3 separate regions of the Homo sapiens genome follow, and all the other regions are linked to region 2. A link is a contact called in ENCODE Hi-C or POLR2A ChIA-PET data. All regions are on one chromosome and are shown on one strand. The core of a region is the stretch at or near the end of the contact, and the rest is flanking DNA. Distances in the headings are between cores, read along the strand shown.

What was found. Hi-C counts contacts between places; a loop is a spot of excess contacts on that map. ChIA-PET counts read pairs that join two places held with the same protein, here RNA polymerase II (POLR2A). Pooled maps may share reads with other maps.
Region 1: a map of naive thymus-derived CD4-positive, alpha-beta T cell shows a loop between it and region 2 (14-fold over the local background). The contact joins the promoter of URM1 here to the promoter of SH3GLB2 in region 2. A Hi-C loop is called at or near these places in 1 of 168 maps with a recorded cell type or tissue (naive thymus-derived CD4-positive, alpha-beta T cell), 3 of 37 single-sample maps with no recorded cell type and 10 of 50 pooled maps. POLR2A ChIA-PET finds 5 or more read pairs at or near these places in 3 of 52 experiments (GM12878, activated B cell and activated naive CD4-positive, alpha-beta T cell).
Region 3: a loop to region 2 is called in a pooled map, with 11 times the contacts of the local background. The contact joins the promoter of SLC27A4 here to the promoter of SH3GLB2 in region 2. A Hi-C loop is called at or near these places in 7 of 50 pooled maps. POLR2A ChIA-PET finds 5 or more read pairs at or near these places in 2 of 52 experiments (GM12878 and activated CD4-positive, alpha-beta T cell).

Annotation. Positions count from the first base shown.
Region 1 is chr9:128,369,392-128,373,136 of GRCh38, reverse strand. URM1 (ubiquitin related modifier 1) reads right to left here and starts at 1,763. Exons shown (of 5, transcript NM_030914.4): 1 at 1,722-1,763. The coding sequence starts at 1,756. RefSeq lists enhancers at 1,565-1,664, 1,728-2,591, 2,592-3,456.
Region 2 is chr9:129,025,800-129,029,732 of GRCh38, reverse strand. It overlaps SH3GLB2 (SH3 domain containing GRB2 like, endophilin B2), which reads left to right and starts at 1,402. Exons shown (of 11, transcript NM_020145.4): 1 at 1,402-1,641. The coding sequence starts at 1,579. RefSeq lists enhancers at 1-425, 426-1,165, 1,850-2,413, 2,414-2,977, 2,978-3,541 and silencers at 1,040-1,469, 1,510-2,019, 2,902-3,133.
Region 3 is chr9:128,338,684-128,342,608 of GRCh38, reverse strand. SLC27A4 (solute carrier family 27 member 4) reads right to left here and starts at 2,082. Exons shown (of 13, transcript NM_005094.4): 1 at 1,771-2,082. It overlaps TRR-TCT3-1 (tRNA-Arg (anticodon TCT) 3-1), which reads left to right and starts at 2,443; the gene lies at 2,443-2,533. It also overlaps the pseudogene TMSB4XP4. RefSeq lists an enhancer at 740-919 and silencers at 1,556-1,955, 2,026-2,435, 2,064-2,705.

The DNA of each region.
Region 1 (3,745 bases), core at 514-3,013, 660 kb after region 2:
TCTTGGAGGTAAGGGAGACTGAAGTTAGAGATGATTGGGTCAGAAAAAGGGCAATTGTGCTGGTTTGTAAGCTCTGGAGAGCAATGGCCCCATCTTCCTCACATGACTTCCCCACTGAGCTAGCACAGTACCTAGCAGAGACATTGTTGATAAACAAAGACCATGTCTGACTCATGAGGATGAAAGGCAAGTTGTCTGCAGATAAATCTTCTTTTTTTTTTTTTTGGTAGAGATGAAGTCTCCCCATGTTGCCAAGGCTGGTCTCGAATTCTTGGGCTCAAGCAGTCCTCCTGCCCAAGCCTCCCAAAGTACTAGGATTACAGGCATGAGCCTCCATGCCTGGCCCAGATAAATCTTAACACAGCAGTCTGTGGCTTCTCTCTTTCCAGCTCTGCTGAGGCCTGTCAAGGAAGCAGGGATCCTCCTAGAATCCCAGGCTTTGGGGAGTGTAGCTGGGCCAAGGGTCAGTGAGGCAAAACAGTGAGGAGTCCAGACCAATACAGTTCTAATTGGATCCAAGCAGCCAGACAATATCAATTAAAATGCACTTAGTCATGAGACTTACCCCCCTTCTAAGGGGCAGAAATGCTGAACGCTGTAGGGCACGGACAGACTTCTATTTATCTTTGTATCCTCAGTGTCTGGCTTGCTGCCCGGCACATGGTAGGCACTCAATAAATGGCTGGTGAATGAACTACCCAATTAAGGGAAAACATGAAAGAAATGGGAGGCATCCAATGAGAAGAAAGGCACTGGGCAGAGGTTTTAGATTCCCATCCCAGACTTTTCCTGTCACATAGACCTTGGCTTATCTACACACACACAGGCACACACACACACCTACCTATTCCACACACACACACACACATCCCTACCTATTTCCTCTTTTCCACGTGATACTGTAAAGTACACCACCCATCTTTCAAGGCCTGTTTCTTTGCCTTCTCTCTAAGCTCTGCAGTTTCCCTCAGCTTTGAAACCATATGACAAACCTGTTTGTAGGAAGCACAAATAGTGCCTTGGGTAGACTTCCTCCCTGCTCTGTGTTTCTTCAGTAACTGGTGTGTGTCCCAATCTCTGCATTTTTCATCTTGTGTATACTATACTGTCCCTGTTAGTTCCCTTCAGTGTGATTTCTTATTTGTCCCCGTGTCTCCACCTGACTCCAGTTCTGCAGAAGGCAATCAGCAAGTTTACTGACTGTCCTGAAGGAGGCTCAGGTCTGTTTACCATCCCCAAGTCTTAGGAAAGAAAAAGAAAAAAGTCCCGCCCTGGCCACTACATCCCACGAGAAACAAGACCTTAATAACAGTGTAAAAAGAAACTGCTGCCCAAAGAATGAAATCAGCGGGTGGAGGGTGGTCCTTCTAGGTTCTAGGAGCTCAGATGCCAAACAGATGGGATTGGTCCGAGATAGGAATGGAAAAGAAGAGAGAGAGGCTGCCTGCTAACAGTCACGACCTCCGACTCCGGCGGAGCACAGGGCACCGAGTGGTACACAGAGAGCATTTCCCTCCCAATGTGCGCCTCTATTTCCGGACAGACGGCCTCACTGCCAAGAGAGACTGGCCTCTCAGACTCTCCTAGGCGGGTAGCGTAGCTCACAGCGGGCACTGGGACACCCAGTGATTCGGCCGTGTCAGGCCCCACGGCAGAAGGAAAGGAATTCTGGGCCCGACGACTTCAATCCATCCCCACGGCGCCCCAGCTCTGTGACTCACCCGAACTCCACCTCCACTGACAAGGGCGCAGCCATGTTGAGGAAGCCGAGCTCGCAGGAAACTCCCCTCAACTTCCGGCGCGCCCGCAAATTTCCGGGCGTCTCCGGGTGCCGCGGACGGAAGAGGCGGTGCCCAGGGATCCAGCTTCGTCAGCTGTTGGAGGAAGTCATCGAGGGGAGGGGAGGGGAGGGGAGGGCAGCGGAGGGAAAGGGGTGGCAGAGGGACTATCACCGGCGCTGTTGGGGCTGTGAATCGGTCTCCTTCCGTCTTTCACCGACTGGGCTCAGAGACCCAGGGTGGGAAGCGCCTTGTACGGGACCACAAGCAGGCGGAGGAGAGCCCCCAGGTTTTTTGCGACGTGACCGTGAGCCACGTAGCTGCTTATCTTGCATGAGTTAGAATCTCTTCAGTCTACACACCGCTTGGGCCAGCCCATCTACTCGTCTGGTTGGAATTATAAATGACTCCCAGATCTTTATTTCCGACCCAGAATCTCTCCTGAGCGGGCGACTCGCTATCCAGCCGCCCCCTTTGCTGTCGATTTGGAAGTCACTCGTTCAACAGCTGTTCATTGCGCCTCCCTGTGCCAGGCATTTTGATCGGTGCTAGTGGTAAAGGGGATGGGCAAGGTTCCTGCCTTTAGGGCACTCACAGTCTAGCGGGGAGACTAACTGTAATCAAATAAGCATACTAAGACATGTACAACCTCAAACTTAAATAAAGGAACTGAAGTTATAGGAACTTCAAAAAGAAAACTGAGTAGACTGGACTTGCTGGGCTCTAAAACCTGAGTAAACTAGGTGGCTGTGAGGGGAGAGAAACCTCTAGGAGCATTCCAGTGAGGAGGACAAAAGGCCCAGAGGCTCTGGGTGAGAACATGCTGGAACATGGAGAGGAAGGTGGAAGTTAGGGAGCCTGACTTTCATCCATCTAGAGAGGGAGCTGCAAAGGTGCTCAGGGGCCAACCCCTGCCTTGTAAGCAGGTAAACATTTCAGTCTCTAGGAGCAGTGGGAGACTACTGAAGGGTTTTGGGAGACAGTGACATTTTAGAATTGTGTTTTAAAATATAATTTCTGGCTGCAATATGGAGAATGATTTGAGGGGAATAAGGAAAGAGACACGGAGACCACTGGAGCCTGTTGCAAAAGCTCAGGGCAGGCCGGGCGCGGCGGCTCAGGGCAGGCCGGGCGCGGCGGCTCACGCCTGTCATCCCAGCAATTTGGGAGGCCGAGGCAGGCGGATCACGAGGTCAAGAGATCAAGACCATCCTGGCCAACATGGCAAAACCCTGTCTTTACTAAAAAAATACAAAAATTAGCTGGATGTGGTGGCGTGCGCCTGTAGTCCCAGCTACTCGGGAGGCTGAGGCAGAAGAATCGCTGGAACCCGGGAGGTGGAGGTTGCAGTGAGCTGACATCGAGCCACTGCACTCCAGCCTGGTGACAGAGCAAGACTCTGTCTCAAAAAAAAAAAAAAGCCCAGGGCAGAAATGGAATGAAGTTGGCCAGGCACAGTGGCTTATGCCTGTAATCCTAGCACTTCGAGAGGCCACGATGGGCGGATCACGAGGTCAGGAGTTCAAGACCAGTCTAGCCAACATGGTGAAACCCTGTCTCTACTAAAAATACAAAAATTAGCCAGGCATGGTGGCAGTCTCCTGTAATCCCAACTACTCTGGAGGCAGAGGCAGGAGAATCCCTTGAACCCAGGAAGCAGCAGAGGTTGCAGTGAGCCGAGATCGTGCCACTGGACTCCAGCCTGGGCGACAGAGTGAGACGCTAAAAAAAAGAAATGGAATGAAGTAGACGGCCTATGGGTATCTAAACACCAACACTTCCAAAACTGAACTCAGCATTGGTAGAGGATGATGGTGTAGCCTAGTGGTTAAGGGCAGAATGATGTAATAGTTAAGATCTAGGAGTTCAGGTGGAATGGGTGTGGCGACTCACACCTGTAATCCCAATGCTTTGGGAGGCCAAGGCAAGAGGACTGCTTCTGGCTGGGAGTTTGAGACCAGCCTGGG
Region 2 (3,933 bases), core at 153-2,652:
ATTTGGGGTCAGGAGCACCTGTAGGTCATCTCCTTGCCTGGGGCTGTGAGGAGCTGGTTTCAAGGTTATCACACATCTGTGCTCCCAGGGCAGCTCATTCTCTCCACCCTGACAGTCACCCAACCTTTGATCTCCTCCTCTCACCACACAGGGGGCTCCAGGCCCCAGCTCCAGAACCCCCTCCCTTCCCGTGACCGCCACCCCAACCCTCCTCCAATTTGGGGAAGCCACAGGGCCTCCCAGGCTGACAAACAGCTGTTCCAGCGGTGGAGGGCAAGTCCCAAGCCTGACTCCGGCTCAGTCACCAAGGTCAGGGCAGAAGAGAGGAGGAGAGGTCAGAGAGGAGGAGTAACGGGAGGAAACCCAAGGGAAACAGAGTGGAAGAAATGGGAATGGGAGGGAGGGGGTGTGAATAAAGAGCGGAGATGAAGAGGCACAAACAGGGGAGAGGCAGCAGGCCTGGGTGGTGGGAGGAGAAAGCAAGAGAGGCCCATTTTAGAGATCTGTTGCACATATTGGTGACTACTCAGTCACTTAGTGACTTTGGGAGACTGAGGCAGGCAGATTGCCTGAGATCAGGAGTTCAAGACCACCCTGGGCAACATGGCAAAACCTTGTCTCTCCTAAAGTACAAAAAATTAGCGGGGCATGTTGGTGGGCGCCTGTAGTCCCAGCTACTCGGGAGGCTGAATGAAGCAGGAGAATCGCTTGAGCCCGGCAGGTGGAGGCTGCAGTGAGCCGAGATCGCGCCACTGCACTCCAGCCTGGGCGACAGAGCAAGACTCTGTCTACAAAAAAAAAAAAAAAGTATTGCATATTTCAAAATTGCTAAAAGAGTACATTTGAAATGTTCTAACCACAAAAAAAGTAGGTGAGGTGATGGATATGTCAATTAACTTGATTTCATCATTCCACAATTTCATCACCTTGTAGGCCGTAAATATATATTTATCAATTAAAACTTTTGAAAAGCATTGGTAAGATGGCAAATAATATGTAATTATGGCGTGTACCTGCAATCATCTAAGAGCACATGTGTTCCAGTTTTAATAATTTTAGTAAAAGGAAAAAAAGAGGCCGGCCCAATCCGCGGCGGCAGGCGCATGGGGGCAGCAGCGAGCACTGCCCAGCAGCGAGCCCTGCCCAGCACAACCTGCTCCCCAGACCAACCCCCGCTCTGGCCGCGCCAAGGCCTCGCCCCCACCCATGTAGCTCCGCCCCACTGCCCTCTCGCTCCGCCCCTGTCCCGCCAGTCCCGCCCCCTCCGACTCCGCCCGGCTTCCGCCAACCAGCCCGGCCCCCGCCCCTCTAGCTCCGCCCCACTGCCGTCCCGTCCCGCCCCGGCACCGCCAGCTCCGCCCCCGCCCCTCTGGCTCCGACCCGCGGCCTCCGCGCCCCGCCCTGCGCGCTCGGGCTGGCTCGGCGGCTGCGGCGGGCGGGCAGGCGGGCAGGCCGGCAGGCGGGTGCGCGGAGGGCTGGTGCCCCGCAGCAGGTGGGCGGGGTGCGGTTGGCGGCGGCGGCTGGGCCGGGGGCTGCCGGCTGCGCTCGGGCCGTGCGCGGCGGCCGTGCGGGCACGCCATGGACTTCAACATGAAGAAGCTGGCGTCGGACGCGGGCATCTTCTTCACCCGGGCGGTGCAGGTGAGGCCTGGCGTCGCGCCGTGCGCCGGGGGCCCGGATGTGCGGCGGGCGGGGAGCACCCTGCGGCAGACGCCTGGGGACGCGGGAAAGCCCTCCCGGGCTGCTGCCCTCGTCCCCGCCGCGGCACACCTCTGCCCCCCTGAGCCCTTGCTGACCGGAAGAGGGAAAGAGCCCGTGCGGCCCGAGCCGGGCCTTGGCCCTGCTGCCTGGGGCGAGGCACCGGTGCCCACCCTTTGGGCTGGTTGGGTTACCCTGCTCCCCTGGCGCCTGCCTGGCTGAGGAGGGGAGGAGGCACCGGCTGGGTGCTACCTCCCTGCCCTTGTCCAGCAGTGACTGGCGCCTGGCGGGGCATTTAGCGACCTGGGTCCCAGGCCCAGGGACTCATGCGTCCACCACAACCCCTTCTCCGAGCCTCAGTCTCCGCACCTGTGCAATGGGCGGCTGGTGCCATGAGTCCCTCATGGCCATTTCACACGTTTGGATAGTCAGGCCGGAAGCCAGGAGTTGTTTCTTTTCTGCTCCACGGGAGGTCTGTTTCCTTGGTCCCTGGGCCTGGGGGATGGAGAGAGGGCTGGGGTCTGGCTGGGAAGCTGTCCAGGCCCACGATGCTGAGATTGGAAGAAGTCCTATCCGTTTAGGGGCAGAGAGTAACAGGCAACTCAACATCATGGGAAGACCTAGGGTCAGGTGTGGGTGGGAATGTGCCCTCCTGTGACCTTGGGGGAGGGGCCTTCATCTCACTGGGCCTCAGTTTCTCAGTCTGAAAAATGGGATCAGTATTCCTGCCTCCCAGGACAGATGCGAGGATTCTGTGGGACTCTGCATATGTGTGCTCACCAAAGGCAAGCTCATTATTGGTGTCAAAGTGGTTAATATTGCACCTGTGCAGCATGTGACCTTGGACAAGTCACTTCTCTCAGAGCCCCGCCCTCCCCTTCTGTAAATCTGGTGTAACACCGTGGTTATGGGATTCAGTGGGATTCCGCAGGCCCGGGGCTGGCCCATCCCAGGGTTCTGGGAGCAGGTCCTGTAGTCTTGTCTTTGTCGTTGTCGTTGTCATCGTTGTTGTTTCTGTTGAGTACAGTTCTCTCCCCACCCCCAACCCGGGCACTCCCCTCCCCAGGAGCCCACACCCAGCCAGCAACCCATGTAGTCATGTTTACTAGAAGGTGCTGTGTCCCGCTGAGGATTAGCATCCCAGCGAGAATTCACTGCTTAATGTGTTCCAAGTCTGGTGGGCAGCCCCAGCCCTAGTGGAGATGCCAGGATCCCAGAGCCCCTCGGATTGGACGGCCCCAGTCCATCTGGGAGGGGGGAACCCACTCTGCTGTTGGTATGGCAACCACACTATCTCCCACATCTGGGAAGAACCTGATCTGCCAGTTCCCTGCTAGGGCTGGGGCCCTGCTGCCTGACCTGGCCAGGGCTCTCAGGACCTAGGCAGGGCAGGGCCTAGGTGTGGCTCCGCTTGGTGGGAGCTGCCCCACAGGGTCACTGTTACTGGAGTGGGAGCCAGCAGTCAGGCCCCAGCCTCGGGGTGGGAGGGAGGGAGCTGAGAGCTTTATAAATAGAGGCTTTCTCTGCTCTGCACGCCCACCCCACTGCTGCCATTTTCCCGGGAGCAGCCTCGGACTCCAGCACCAAACCCCTTCCTCTTGGCAGGATTGGGGCAGAGTGGCAGGCCAGGGGATAGAGAGGCCTGAAATGTGACCTGGCAGGAGAGGCCACAGAGGGGCTCCGCCTGAGACCAAGCTGGCCTGGATGGGAGACAGTCAGGAGGGATGGGAGAGGGGTTCTTTATGATCAATACATGTGATGGGCTCAGGAACCTCCCAGTCCCTGCAGGTACAAGAAACAACTTTAAGAGCCTCCCCGATCCAGCAAGGAACAAGGCCTTGGCCCTGAGATGAGGATCCAGAGGGCAGGATCCCTTTTGTATGGGTCATTCTGGGATGGTCTCCTGCATGGAGGGCCCCTGAACTGTGCTCAGAAAGTAGGGAGGGGCTCATGATGTTGGTCCAAGTGGCAGGAGCAGCCCAGATAAGGGCACCGAGGCAAGAAAACCTAAGGCAGATTTGGACAAGATGCCAGTGGGGGTGGGAGAGGGCAGGAGGAGTGATAGTACTAATACTATTAGTAGTAATTGCAGTAACAGTAATAGTAGTGGTAGAAGTAATACTTATAAAGTCCAGAGAGGTGGTGGCATCGTCATCATGGAGCTAGGCAGACTGCAGTGGACATGGGATGGATGCCGTCTAGTTTGGGAAAGCCTGGTAGAACTTCTCACCTGGG
Region 3 (3,925 bases), core at 833-3,332, 690 kb after region 2:
TCCCACCCCACTTCTTCCTTCACCAACAAGCAAGTTCTTTCCTTCCCTGCCAGCCAGATAGACAGATGGGAGAGGCAGGCGCAGCCTTCGTTGTCAGTAGTTCTTTGATGTGAAAGGGGCAGCATAGTCATTTAAACTTGATCCAACCTCTTTGCATCTTACAAAGTTAAACAGCTAAAAGAAGTAAAATAAGAAGGCAATACTTGTGGAATGTACAATGCATATTGGCGGTGCACGCCTCATTACGATTCGCTTGCTTGCTTCTCCTGTTCAATCGTTTCTTTGGAAGGCAGTGGATTTTTCTCTTGCATCTCTGTCTTCTTCAGTTTCGACTTATCGAATTTCTCAATCTCAGCCATATCGGGTTTGTCAGACATGGTTGCGGAGGAAAAGCGGAGCGAGGCATGCGAGAACGAGCGAAGTCTGGTCTGCGCAGTGGCCACCACCGAGTTGTCCTGAGACGTGTTCTAAGAGGCTTTTCTAGCCAAAACATGACAGTTCACTCTTCTGACATCCAGGGTCCCTAAAACCGGATGGCCTGGGGGTGGGTACTGACTTAAGAGCCTCTGGCTCGCTGGCAGTGGTGGCTCACACCTGTAATCCCAGCACTTTGGGAGGCCGAGGCAGGCGGATCATGACGTCAGGAGTTCGAGACCACCCTGACCAAGATGGTGAAACCCTGTCTCTACTAAAAATACAAAAATTAGCCAGGCATGGTGGCACACACCTGTAACCCCAGCTACTCAGGAGGCTGAGGCAGAAGAATTGCTTGAACCCGGGAGGCGGAGGTTCCATTGAGCCGAGATTGTGCCACTGCACTCCAGCCTGGGAGACAGAGCGAGACTCCGTCTCAAAAAAAGAAAAAAAAAGTCTCTGGCTCGACTCCCCACCCAGAACCCAGGGAGGTTCTGTGGATGACCAGGCCAAGTCAAAGGGGCAGCTCCCTGGAAAAGGAGCCCTGCTTGGTCCCTGCCCATAGACTCAGGTATCGCAGTGCGTCTGTTGGTCTATAGAGGGCGACCCAGAAAACGAGTTAGAGCCTGGAAGTGCTTGAAAGGTGACCGCCCAGGGGGCAAAGCTGATTGAGGGAGGCGAGGAGGACCTTGAAGACACCACCACCCATCACACAGACACACACAGCCACTCGGATGAATCTTTGGGGTCTAGGGCTTAGGGGAAGGCGAATGACTTGACTGTGCTTCAGGGGCTGGGTTGAGCTAGGACTCTTGGGTTCTATTCCTGGAGCTTTGAGGACTCGATCAAGGGGACATCTGATGGGACTGTTTTTCTCCGAGTTTTCCTGTTCTTGGGAGTAGATGAAGGTCACAAATGTGAAATGGCCTGAGAGCCTCCAAGCCAGGAAAAGGGAATGGTCTGGACCACAAGAAGCCCTGGGAGACCATCTCCCCCTCCCCCTCGCGAAAAGCAAAAGCCGGGGGCGGGGGAACTGAACCAGAGTCCTCAACCCCAACGCCAGGGTCCAGGGTCCTCAGATCTCTGGCCTCCCATAGCCCGCCATAGCAGAGGGGCAGGAACCTGTCCTGGAAGGCTGGGGCAAGAAGAGGCCAGAAGAGGGTGACTAGTTCCCTCGGGCCCCTGTCCCGGGTCACGCGTGCCGCCCTCGCCCCTAGACAGCAAGGTAACAGTGCGTCTGTCGGGGAAATAGCGCCGCAGGGCGCGCCCCCCACCTGGGGTCCGCACCGCCACCTCGCCCGACTCGGCCTGGCACATGTCCCCACCCGGGAACCCACCAGCCCGGTCTATGCTCACCCGGCGTCGGCTCCGCCGCGCGGCGCCCCGTCCAGATGCGGCCCGGTTGCAGCAGCGTAGACAGCGTGAGGGGCATTAGCCGCCCCTGGACGCACGGAGCCGGGTCTCAGCAGGGTTTAGCCGGCTCTGCGCCCTGCATGGCCCGGCCGCCCCGCCAGCCCCGCCCGCCGCCCGGCCCCGCCCGCCGCGCTCCTACCCCGCCCGCCTCCCGCACCCCAAACCTGCTGTGCCAGGCCGCAGCACCGCCTGCCGCACCTTCCCCGAAGCCGGCAAGCCACAGAGCCGGCGGCGCAGCGCAGCCCCAGCGCGCCTGACGCCGCTCGGCCCCAGCCCGCCCTGCTCGCGCAACGGCTTCGGGCGGCGCCGCCGCGCGGCACGCTGGGAGTTGTAGTCCACGCCGCGCGGCCCCACCCAGCCGAGGAGACCCCCGAGTCCGCGAGGAGACAGGCGGGCTTCACCCCGGCCCTTCCTCCCTGCCGACCCCGGCCCTTGCCCCCTGCTGTCCCCAGCGCCCGGATGTAGGAAGAGCACCCCAGTCCACACCACAGCCGAAAACCCGGAGCACGCTCTCGGGCCCCGGCCGAGTTCAGCAAACACCCAGCACCACACCTAGAAGCTCGCTAAGAGGGCGGTTTCAGGCAGAGGTGAGCGGGGCGGCCGGGTTCCGCAGCCGGCTCTGTGGCGCAATGGATAGCGCATTGGACTTCTAGCTGAGCCTAGTGTGGTCATTCAAAGGTTGTGGGTTCGAGTCCCACCAGAGTCGAATTTTGATGGCTCCTACTCCCTGACTTTCACCTGCGTGTTTTAAGGACTCCAGGACCTATCTAACAAATAAGGTTCAGAACGAAAATCATAAGTCACACCCAACTTTGCTGCGACACAGCCATAAACCTGGTGTCTAGGTGACTACGAGAAATCCTTTCTCGTACCATGGTGTCTTGTGAGCAGCCTGGCACACCTGTTGGCACAAAGGACACGGATTTGGAGGCCCTTAGTTAACTTCACCATCTATGATCTCTGGTCCCTGCAACAAATCAGTTAACCTATATTTGTCATGCCACCCTTATTTGTCATGCCACCTCCAGAGCCATAGGCGAGTGGCCAGATTCTCGGCCCTGTTGGGACTCTTGGCCTCTGAAAAATTGGTTTCTTGTTAAGTAACCATGTTGGGCATCCACAGTTGCCACTTGTCCTTAAACATTAATAGATCCCTGGGAGGCTGAGGCAGGAGAATTGCTTGAACCTGGGAGGCGGAAGTCGCAGTAAGCCGAGGTTGCGCCACTGCACTCCAGCCTGGGCGACAGAGCAAGTCTCCATCTCAAAAAAAAAAAAAAAAAAAAAAAAAAAAAAGATTCTGGGACTGGCGTGGTGGCTCAAGCTTGTAATCCCAGCACTTTTGGAGGCTGAGGCAGGAGGATCACTTCAGCCAGGAGTTCAAGACCAGCCTGGGCAACATAGTGAGACTCTGCCTCTACAGGAAAAAAAAAAAAATTAGCCAGGTAGCTCTTGCTTGTACTCCCAGCTACTCAGGAAGATGAGGTGGGAGGATTGCTTGAGCTCTGGAACTTGGGGCTGCAGTGAGCTGTGATTGCACCACTAAACTCCACCCTGGGCAACAAAGTAAGACCGTGTCTCAAAAAATAAAAATAAGCTGGGCACAGTGGCTCATGCCTGTAATCCCAGCACTTTGGGAGGTTGAGGTGGGCAGATCACATGACGTCAGGAGTTCGAGACCAGTCTGGCCAACAGGGCGAAACCCTGTCTCTATTAAAAATACAAAACTTAGCCGAGCGTGGTGGTGCACGTCTGTAATCCTAGCTACTCAGGAGCTGAGGCAAGAGAATCACTGAACCCGGGAGGCAAAGGTTGCAGTGAGCCGAGATTGGGCCACTGCACTCCAGCCTGAGCAACAGAGCAGTGAGAGCCTGTCTCAGAAAACTAATAATAATAAAAATAAAGATGAAATTTTGGTCTGATAAGGATTTGGACCTATTTCTTCTGGAATATAGGGTGCCTCCTTTTGGGGACTTGAGTAAATTCCAGCACCACATCCTTCATGGGTATCACCATCAGGAGGCAGAATGTGCAGTGGTATGGGCATGAGCATTGAGTTCGCCTTCTCAGCTGAAAGGTCAAGATTCATTTTGTTCTTACA